2 separate regions of the Homo sapiens genome follow, and region 1 is linked to region 2. A link is a loop called in an ENCODE intact Hi-C map of the cell type or tissue named here. Cell type or tissue: ascending aorta. All regions are shown on one strand.

Evidence for each region. Peaks named below come from ENCODE experiments on the same cell type or tissue, not always from the same donor. Only the 100,000 strongest peaks of a DNase experiment are listed, where the experiment ranks them.
Region 1: a loop joins it to region 2, with 2.9 times the contacts of the local background. A loop is called at or near these places in 12 of 110 quality-filtered maps.

The regions. Positions count from the first base shown.
Region 1 is chr10:3,753,094-3,758,093 of GRCh38, reverse strand. It overlaps LOC124902540 (a long non-coding RNA gene), which reads left to right and starts at 2,797. Exons shown (of 3, transcript XR_007062364.1): 1 at 2,797-3,141; 2 at 4,324-4,437. It overlaps LOC105376361 (a long non-coding RNA gene), which reads left to right and starts at 44. Exons shown (of 3, transcript XR_930578.4): 1 at 44-134; 2 at 506-607; 3 at 1,429-1,513. RefSeq lists enhancers at 47-266, 2,168-3,367. In ascending aorta, no CTCF peak of the experiment used is centred here; DNase peaks (open chromatin) are centred at 273, 2,393 and 2,873; H3K27ac peaks cover 1,725 bases.
Region 2 is chr10:3,230,089-3,235,088 of GRCh38, reverse strand. LINC02668 (long intergenic non-protein coding RNA 2668) reads left to right here. Exons shown (of 3, transcript NR_187504.1): 3 at 2,507-2,825. Among named protein-coding and RNA genes, the nearest start is that of LINC02668, 25 kb to the left of the region's middle. In ascending aorta, a CTCF peak has its summit at 3,018; a DNase peak (open chromatin) is centred at 2,988; H3K27ac peaks cover 2,551 bases.

The DNA.
Region 1 (5,000 bases), 520 kb before region 2:
GGACCCTGCCTGCAGCTTCCAGAGCCCAGCGGCTGGGCCATGCGGAGAGGAACGGACTGGCTGGGACCTGGCATGGGTCCAGTCCTGCCACCACTTTGCTCCTGGACAGGGTCATCTGTGCCTCTTTTCATCCGGTGATTATTGCACTTATCTAATAAATAAAAATTACATGAGACGCTATAAATAGAAGTTCTGGACATGGTAGGACCGCATAGGCATCAGCTATGATTTAAACCACATGGCAACAGCATGGCCTCTAGGAAGAGGGAGGCAGCGGGGAGGCTGTTCTGGTGCGAGATGAGCTCTGAGCAAGGCCCAGACAGGTTGCTGGTTAAGGCAGGAAAGGTGAGTCATCTTGTTCTCTAAGATTCCGAGAAGATGTCCTTAGGGTGATTTTTACAATGTTTCTTTGAATCACCTTTTTCTGCTAATGATGACAAATTACACTTTTAGAGATAATTTGAGTGTATTCCCTTCACTTAGTAATGTAATTTGTTGTTTTCAGGGCAAATAAGATTCGACGATGCAGGAATCTCTGGGACTTTGCTCCTAGGACTGCCCGGGAATCTTGACCCATCGCTAAGTAAGATGGTGTTTATAAACACAGGTGAGTTTCCTGTTTGTAGGGTTGTCTCGGCAAGACGTGGTTCCATGAGGACCAGTTTGCCCAGGTGCAGATCTGTGGTTTACACACATAAGTGACATCTGTAGGACCATGATGTCGCTCAGAAGCACTGTAGTGATGGCTGAAATTAAGCAGCCACAGGGAGACCTTTAGCTACTTAAAGAAGTCCAAATAACAGAAGAGAGACTGGTGTTGACCTTAGGTGACAAGGCCAAGAGAACTGAGCCAGTATCTCTGCAGCACAAGCCAGCAAGGCCACAGAGAAGAGGAGTCTCTGTTGACACCACTGCTGCTATTGTTCTTTTCCCTGAAAAACACAGTGTTCTCTGTTCTTCATCTCCCTTTACTTATTTATTGGATTTTCTACATTATTCCATTTGCTTAAAGTTCCAAAGAGTACACATAAGAACACCATTGATTGAAATAATTAAAACAGATAGCTTCAATAACAGCAAAACTGAACAGCAATGCAGCAGCTGATTTCTCTTTTGCCATTCTCTTGGGGTGTGGGTTTTGAAAAGCCAACTTGACTCCAGAATTTTTCAATATGCTTCGCTGTTGGAAATGGCTATGCCTTAAGGAAGTCAAGACCAGCCTTGTTCTCCTTAGACCAAGAGACCTGAGGAAGCACCTCACTGGCCCTCACCTGTGAAGGGGAATTGGCTTCTCCTCGGACAGTTATGAGAGTTTGCACCCTAGAAGTGAGGTGCATAGCAGCATGCTGGATGTGCTGTTTGCTTTTTTGTAAATAGGTGTTCTTTTGTTCATGCAAGATGTTAGAGAATTCTGTTTTCATTTTTTAGGGGAACCTCTCAAAGGAACAAAAAGCATTTATTCACTCAACCTGGGACTTCAACTTTATGGAAGAAGTAAGAGAAGAAGAGGAAGAAGAGGAAGAAGAAGCGGTGGCGGCGGAGGAGGAAGAGGAGGAGGAGGAAGAGAAGAGGAAGAAGAAGAAGGAGGAGGAGTAGCAGGAGGAGAAGAAGAGGAGGAGGAGGAGGAATGCATTTGTATTCCGTCTGGAAAAGAGCTTTCCCTAGGCAAAGCTAAGACACACAGCTGCAGCCTTGACCGATGACAGCTGTCCATTTCAGGTCCCACTCATAGAAATAATGACCCGGGCACAGGCAGCAATTGTAGCAGACGCTATTCCTTTTTTCTGTGTGTGCATCATTTTCGTTTGGTTTGTTTCTTACTCTTTGGTAGGAATTTCTGCTTGATGCTCCCACAGGACCTCGGTTCAGCTGGATCAGTGGAAAACCTGTACAACTTGTCCCTTTATAAAAACTCCCAGTTACAGTTTTTCTTTGATATTTACTTTGGAATACCTAGAGACTCTTCCCACCCACATCCCCCTTTCCAAAGACAACATGGTCGTGTTGGAAACAAAATTCGGGAGACCAGAGGACTTTGACTGTGGGAAGAAATGTGGTAGTTTAGGAACCTGCGACTCCTTCTTCCCAGCCCTCCAGACCCTCCAAAGAGCTGTTGACAAGAGCCTTAGATGAAGGCCCTGAGCTGTAGCCTAGCGCAATTCTCCTTTGCCTATCTGAAGAGCAGGACAGGCAGGATTAGCGAGGCAAACAAAACCTGAAGGACTTCTTAATAGCCAGACATCTGAGGCCCTTCAGAACCACTTTGAAGATCGGGGGTGATACTGGCTGAGGCTCCAGGTTTATCATTTGATTTGTGACTTTCAGCTCAGGCAGGAGACAGAGAGGAGAGTTCACCAGAGACAAGTCACTTCTGTTGAATGAGTCACCATCGCCACACAGCTGCTTGTTCCAGAGCAGCTATGGTGGGGACATTGTCTAGGATCCCAGGAAAAGTGAAAACATTGACCGGAATGTTTCCAGCACAATGAATGTGATAACAGAGAATGAATAAGTGGAACAGCTCCAACACAGCCAAGAAGATGTTGCTTTATGAGAGCTGACTTTCCCCAGAGCAGTGCGCTCCCATCACAAGGAGGATTAATTCATACATTTCAAGGCCTAAATGACAGACGATAAATGTGTGTAATTATGTAAGTGAGCCCACTGTGTTAGTATGCAAAGGTGCCCACTTTTCCTGCATCAGATATTGACCCTCTTCCATGTCAAAATTCAGAGAGTGACAGCTGCCAATCTCACCCCAGCATCCTCACCTGCTAACCAGGTATCTGTACTCACTCAGCGTGCCTGCTTGGCGAATCTCAGCTGAGTCAGTTACAACAGGTCCCCTTTCAGACAGGTGATGATTAGAAGGTTTGTGACTCAAAGAGCATGACGTGTTCCCTTTCCTCTGCAGCAGGAAGATACTCCCTGATATCGTAGCAGTGACTCAGCCTGCCAAGACAATCCATTTCATTCTTGTACCATTCTTGCATAAATCACAGTGCAGAAAGCTTGGCAAGATAATTTTTAAATTTTAAACTCGACCAGGAGAACTGTTGAGAAATAAGACTTCATATTGAAGTACGTTTCCTCTCCTCGGAAGCTTTCAAGAGGCGATGCTGGGTGAAGGGTTACTCCAAGGTAAATAAATGGTACTGTACTTGGTAGTAAACAGGAGCTGAGTGCTGATTCAGCCAGTCACAGGCCGTTCCTTCCTGAAGAACTCAAAAGCTGTTAGCATGTAAAGTGGGCTCTTCCACAAGGTGACAGATCAATCAAACTCTGTCATCTCCCAAACCTCTTTGAGGCAGGGTTCCATCAACAGATACCATCTTTGTTCACTTTACAGTTTGGGGGGTGAGGAGAAGGGCAGAAAAAGAACTCTCATTGGAAATATTATTTAATGTTTTAAATTAACTCAAAAGATCTTATGTTAATATATTATTTTTGTGAGTTGTTCTGAATTTAGATTCGTTTCCGTGTAATAATTCAGATACAAAGCTAAACATTGCAGAAATGATGGCAAATACTCATTTAAGGTTTATTATGCACAAAACACCAAGATATGTGTTTTGTATTATTTAGTCCTCTTGGAAACTGAAGCAGATACTGTTATTATCACACTAAGACAGGTGAGCAAACTGAGGCCAGGAGAGGCATCCGAGGTTACGCAGAACCCAGCCCACGACACACAGCTGCACTCTTTCCCTGCAAGTGACAAAGTTTAGCTTTATAAGCCAGGATTGCCTTTCTTTTCACTCTGACTAGAGAAAAATAGTTCAAACACAGCCAGAAAAATGTTGCTTTACGAGACCTGACTGACCCCAGAGCAGTGGGCTCCCATTATGGGGAGGACATATATAAGAGCCTAAAATTATAGCTCTAAAATTTATATCATTTTATTATATATTTATCTGAACTTTTTTTATTATTATTTATTTATTTTTGAGATGGAGTCTCACTCTGTCACCCAGGCTCAAGTGCAGTGGTGCTATCTCAGCTCATTGCAACCTCCACCTCCTGGTTCAAGCGATTATCTTGCCTCAGCCTCCCAAGTAGCTGGGATTACAGGCAACCACCACCACGCCTGGTTAATTTTTGTATTTTTAGTAGAGACAGGGTTTCACTATGCTGGCCAGGCTGGTGTTGATCTGTCCTCAGGTGATCTGCCTGCCTTGGTGAACATTTTCTATATATGTAAAATATTGTTATATAATTTACATTTCAGTTCAATATATCAGAGCCATGTCCTTGCTTTGTGTCTTTGCCATTCGAGCTGCTGTAACAATACACATGGCTTAAACAAGTATTCATTTCTCACAGTTCTGGAGGCTGAAAGTCCAAGATCACGATGCTGGCAGAATCGGTGTCTGGTGGGAGCCTGTTTCCTGGCTCGTTGATGGTGCCTTCTCCTTGGGTCCTCACCCGGTGAAAGAGGTGAGGGAGCTCTCTCTGGCCATTTTTTCTAAGGGCCCTAATCCCATCCTTAAGGACTCCATCCTTATGACCTCATCACTTCCCAAAGATGGCATCTCCTAATACTTAAGAGGTCAGGATTTCGACATGAATTTTGAAGGAACACAAATATTCAGTCCATAGCACCTTCCAAAGAGTTAGAGTGTGTGTTCCCAGCCTCAGCCACGTTGACATTCTGACGGAAACAGTTCTTTGTGGTAGGAGACCGTCCTGTACACAGTGTGTTCAACAGCACCCCTGGCCCTCACCCACTAGATGGTAGGTGCATATCTGTCACTTGTGACAAGCAAACTTACCTCCAGGCATTGCCACATGTCCCCTGCTCGGGTGGGATGTGGGAAGCCAAGTCAACCCCAGGAGAGAGCCACTGATGGAGACATTCCAGGGCAATCTTATTCCTGAAGTCCTGTGTCTTAGTTAGAAACGTAAAATACGTGAGTGGCAAACAACCCAAGACTTCCTTGCTGAACAGCAGGAAATCAGCCTCCTGTAGCCCCACTCCTCACCTCCACTTGGCATGACCA
Region 2 (5,000 bases):
ATGCGTGACACCACTGCAACATGCTCAGTGGCCCCTGAACCTCCTCCAGGAGACGCCCACACTGGGTTGTAACTCCCTATGCAACATCGGCTTCCACCACTCGACGGTCGGCACAGAACCTGGTCCTCAACCACCCCTGAATACATAAACGATCCTATGAATCAATCCATCCATGAATCAATCCCCCAAGCGTGATCATCCAGACGGGATGCAAAAGATCCCGGTCCTGTTCTCCTTTCCCTTCCGCTTAATACCTTCGGCTTCCTCCTTTTCATACTCCAGCCTCCTGCCTCCTGACCCACACACACCCCACCCCTAAGCCAGCAAAGCCAACGGGTCCAGGGGTGACCTGCCGGTGAAGAGCGACAGAGCAGAGGCACCTCCTAGGGACTGGGGCTCAGACGACCTGGCTCTGGGTAAGACGTTACTCTAAACACGTTTCATGGTTTGTGTTTCTGCTTATATAAAATAGTCATCGGTAGGATTGCCAAGAGCCCAGTTACATTGAATTTTAGATAAATAATAAATAATATTTTAGTATAAGTATATCCCAAATATTGCATGGGATATACTTATAGCACAAAAAAAATCATGTGTGATTTATCTGAGATTCACATTTAACTGGGTAACCTGTATTTTTATTTGCTAAGTCTGGCAGCTCCATCACTGATGTGCCGTTTTAAAACTTCAGACATCACTTTGGCAACAGCATGGTGACCTCATCTCAACCCCCAGCTGTGCCTTCGAGTCTTATTCAAAACGGCATCTTTTTAAACTCCTGGAAGGACCAAGTCTCATGATTTTTTAATACATGATATTTGTCATCTAAATCCATATTTGTGCAGTAGCCACAAAAATTGGAGGAAGATCACAGCTGTAATCCCAGCACTTTGGGAGGCCAAGGCAGGTAGATCACAAGGTCAGGAGTTTGAGACCAGCCTGGCCAACATGATGAAACCTAGTCTCTACTAAAAATACAGAAATTAGCCAGGCGTGGTGGCAGGTGCCTGTAATCCCAGCTACTCTGGGGGCTGAGGCAGGAGAATCGCTTGAACCAGGGAGTTGGTGGTTGCAGTGAGCCGAGATCGCACCACTGTGCTCCAGCCTGGAGACAGAGCAAGACTCCATCTCAAAAAAAAAAAAAAAAAATGGAGGCAGAAGAAAAGAGGTTCCTTCAGTTCACTCGGCTTGTCTCCAATAAATGTGTCATTAAAAACAACCTAAGTTTTCAGGAAGACTGGGATTTCCTAAACAATTCTATGCCACGTCCCATGTCTTACGGATCCGTCTTTTTCCTCTTCCCCTGACTTTACTTCCCCCATCCCTTAACTGTGGCCCTGACCTCCTATGGGGCACCGGATGTAATCACAGCAGTTCTCAGTGGGTGAGTGAGTAATCAGAGAATGAAAAGGAAGGTGATACCCCTGCCCTGTGGCTAAAGTCATAAATAGGAATCCCTTAATGAGCCACATAAGATCATACAGAGATGTCCCATCAACAAAAGTCCTAGAATGATAATAATAATAAAGTCTTGAAAGATGTATTTTGGGGTAGGATATTAAACACAGAAGGAAATTAACCTGACACCAGGCATGTCAGCCTCGGTTCCCAGACCCTCCAGCACACACATCAGGAGACCCAGGTACAGGCTCATCTGTCTGAGTGACTTTCCAGCCCTGTGCTTGGCCCCTTGTCTGGTTCTGTCCATTGTCTGCCTTCTCTTCCTAAGCCATCCATGCACGTCCTAGACAGACACAATGACGGAGCCAAGGACTCTGTGAACGAGGACAGGACATGTTAGCAAAGTCCTCAGCTGCCTGACACTGTGGTGAGCCCATGGGAGGAAAACCATTGGGCCCCAACCCTAAGGGCCAGTCGTCACTGGGCCACAGAAAGGCACACAGACAGCCATCAGTGGGGCTCCAGGTGCCTGATGAGGAAAGACAGCAACATCTCATGCTTAGGGCATTCCCAGCTCAATGAAATAAAGGCAATATTTTATTTAGCAAAAATTGTCACTATTTGTTGGAATGAGAGTCCCTCCTCAAGGCTCACAAACTGTCTCCAGGAGGATTTGTGCCATGGACTACAGCAGGGAGATTGTTTTATCATTATGATTATGAAGTCCTACCCGGCAAAGTCTGAAAATTTTGGTAGAGAAAGCATAAACCTTCTGTGTCTGTGAAGGAAAATTGTTATTGCTACTGAATATATGAATGCAAAATGCCATAATACAAAGATTTTTAATGCATTTCTGTCATATAGAGGGAGAGTAGAAGCTGCTTGAGTTTATTTAAATATTGTTGACAGAAAACTGCTGTCTTTAGGAGCCTAGCCATGGATTAAGATTCATATATATACACATATATACATGCAAATTAAAATGTTGAAAAAGAGACACTTATCAACATAACCTTTAGAAAACCAAGAGAATCTTGTAGCCTGAGAGCATATTCACAGGAGAAAAGGGAAATTCATGAACACCTCATTTTACTTCCTCCCGTAGGAGCTGGGAGATGGGAACATCACTAGACCACGAGCCGGAATTGCTGCAGGAGGATTCCCACACTCTGGGCCTCCGTGGGCACCACGAGGACTGGACGTGCGACCCCAGCTCTCTGGGTCTCAGTTTCGTCTCCTGCAGAGCATCTGAGCTAGACCGTCTCTAAAATTTCATCAAGCTCCTGTATTCCATTCTATTCTGAGATGCCCAATTCTTATGCCTGCTAAAAACCACAGTGAGAAATAATAACCTATGTCCACATTTTTGTTTCCTAGGAGAAATATCAACATGCGTCTGCCAAATAAAATATTGTATTAAATGAGTTATTTCAAAAAGTATTCTTTGACCACCTCAACATGTGTTAAAAGGAATGCCACATGTTAAAAGGAATGCCTCATGTTACACGGAGTCCTTCTAGGGTAAGAAAGAGAGGTCATCTGTGAGACAATGTCTGCTTTTGAAACTCTCCACATAACCATGGCCAGCACTGACCCCTGTTGGAGTAAGATACAGGGAAGAGGCAGCCAGGCAAGCTGGAAGAATGGAAAAAGAAAAAGAGAGTCTAAGAGACAGGAAATTTGATACCAAATCCAGGAAATTTGATACCAAATCCAGGAGCGCTGCATCCTCTATACCAAACCCAGGAGCCCTGAATCCCTCTACACCAAATCCAGGAGCCCTGAATCCCTCTATACGAAATCCAGGAGCCCTGAATCCCTCTACACAAAATCCAGGAGCCCTGAATCCTCTATACCAAATCCAGGAGCCCTGAATCCCTGCATACCAAATCCAGGAGCCCTGAATCCTCTATCAAACCCAGGAGCCCTGAATCCCTCTATACCAAACCCAGGAGCCCTGAATCCCTCTATACCAAATCCAGGAACCCTGAATCCCTCTATACCAAATCCAGGAACCCTGAATCCCTCTATACCAAACCCAGGAGCCCTGAATCCTCTATACCAAATCCAGGAGCCCTGAATCCCTCTATACCAAATCCAGGAGCCATGCCTCCTCTATACCAAACTCAGGAGCCCTGAATCCTTCTATACCAAATCCAGGCACTCTGAATCCTTCTTTACCAAATCCAGGAGGCCCAAAACCCTCTATATCAAATCCAAGGTGTCTGGACCCCTGTATACCAAATCCAGGAGGCCCGTGGCCGTCTATAGCAGATCCAAGTACCTGTGTGAGAGACAATGTGAACTTGAGACCATGAGAACGACGATACGTCTGACCACATCGTGTCCCCAGCACGTGATAGGATAGTACTGGATTGGCCACAGAGCCGCCGATATGCACAACCTGTACAAAAACATCCACTTTTCAGGGAGGTGAAGACACAAGGGAGGGGGTCAGGAGGCACCTGCCAGGAAATGTGCTGTGTCTTTTAACTCAATGACCATTCCACACCTGGGTTATAACATTGCAGTGTCTATGGAATGAAATGGGGGAAATATAAAATGAATAAGGAAGGAAGCAGCACTCAAGAGTTTTATCAGCCAGAGAAAAGTTACTGTTAATATTGTTCCTAAGTTGTTTTTTGATTTTTCTTTTTTTTTCAAATAGAACCTGGATCCTATTGTGCTATATTTTTTTTTCTAACTTGACATGGCATCACCAGCCTTCTCTCTTGTTTCTAACTTGACATGGTACCACCAGCCTTCTCTCTTGTTTCTAACTTGACATGGTATCACCAGCCTTCTCTCTTGTTTCTAACTTGACATGGTACCACCAGCCTTCTCTCTTGTTTCTAACTTGACATGGTATCACCAGCCTTCTCTCGTTTCTAGCTTGACATGGTATCACCAGCCTTCTCTCTTGTTTCTAACTTGACATGTTATCACCAGCCTTCTCTCTTGTTTCTAGCTTGACATGGTATCACCAGCCTTCTCTCTTGTTTCTAACTTGACATGTTATCACCAGCCTTCTCTCTTGTTTCTAACTTGACATGGTATCACCAGCCTTCTCTCTTGTTTCTAACTTGACATGGTATCACCAGCCTTCTCTCTTGTTTTGTTTTTGGAATATTCTGTAAGTGCTGTGTGATCCACAGGACCTACCCCAGGACCTCTGCGCCTGCACCTCCAGCGTCTGTCCTGTGCTGCTACACCCTGCAGCCGCTGCCAGGAGCTCCTGCTGGTGAGGCCCCCAATCAACAGGTGCCCTGGTTACTCTATCTGCAGAGGAGAAGACAGAGCTCAGAGGCAGCACAGGTGCAAATCCAAATGGGGCTGTCACCAAGTTGACCCTGGAATCTTAAATAATGCCCCTTGCAGGTGCCTACTATGTTGGGGCTTCTCTGCACTCCCACCCTTTCTCAACATCATCCCAACAGCACGTCTCCATCAGACGTGGGCTTTGTGACCCCCACCCCCAACCAACCATCCCCACAGAGAGGCTCTGCCCCTGACCTAGGGTGGGCACTCACCTTCTTTCGTTGTTTGCTGTGGCACAGGTGAATTACTCATCTTCTCTATGCCTCATCTTCTTCATATAG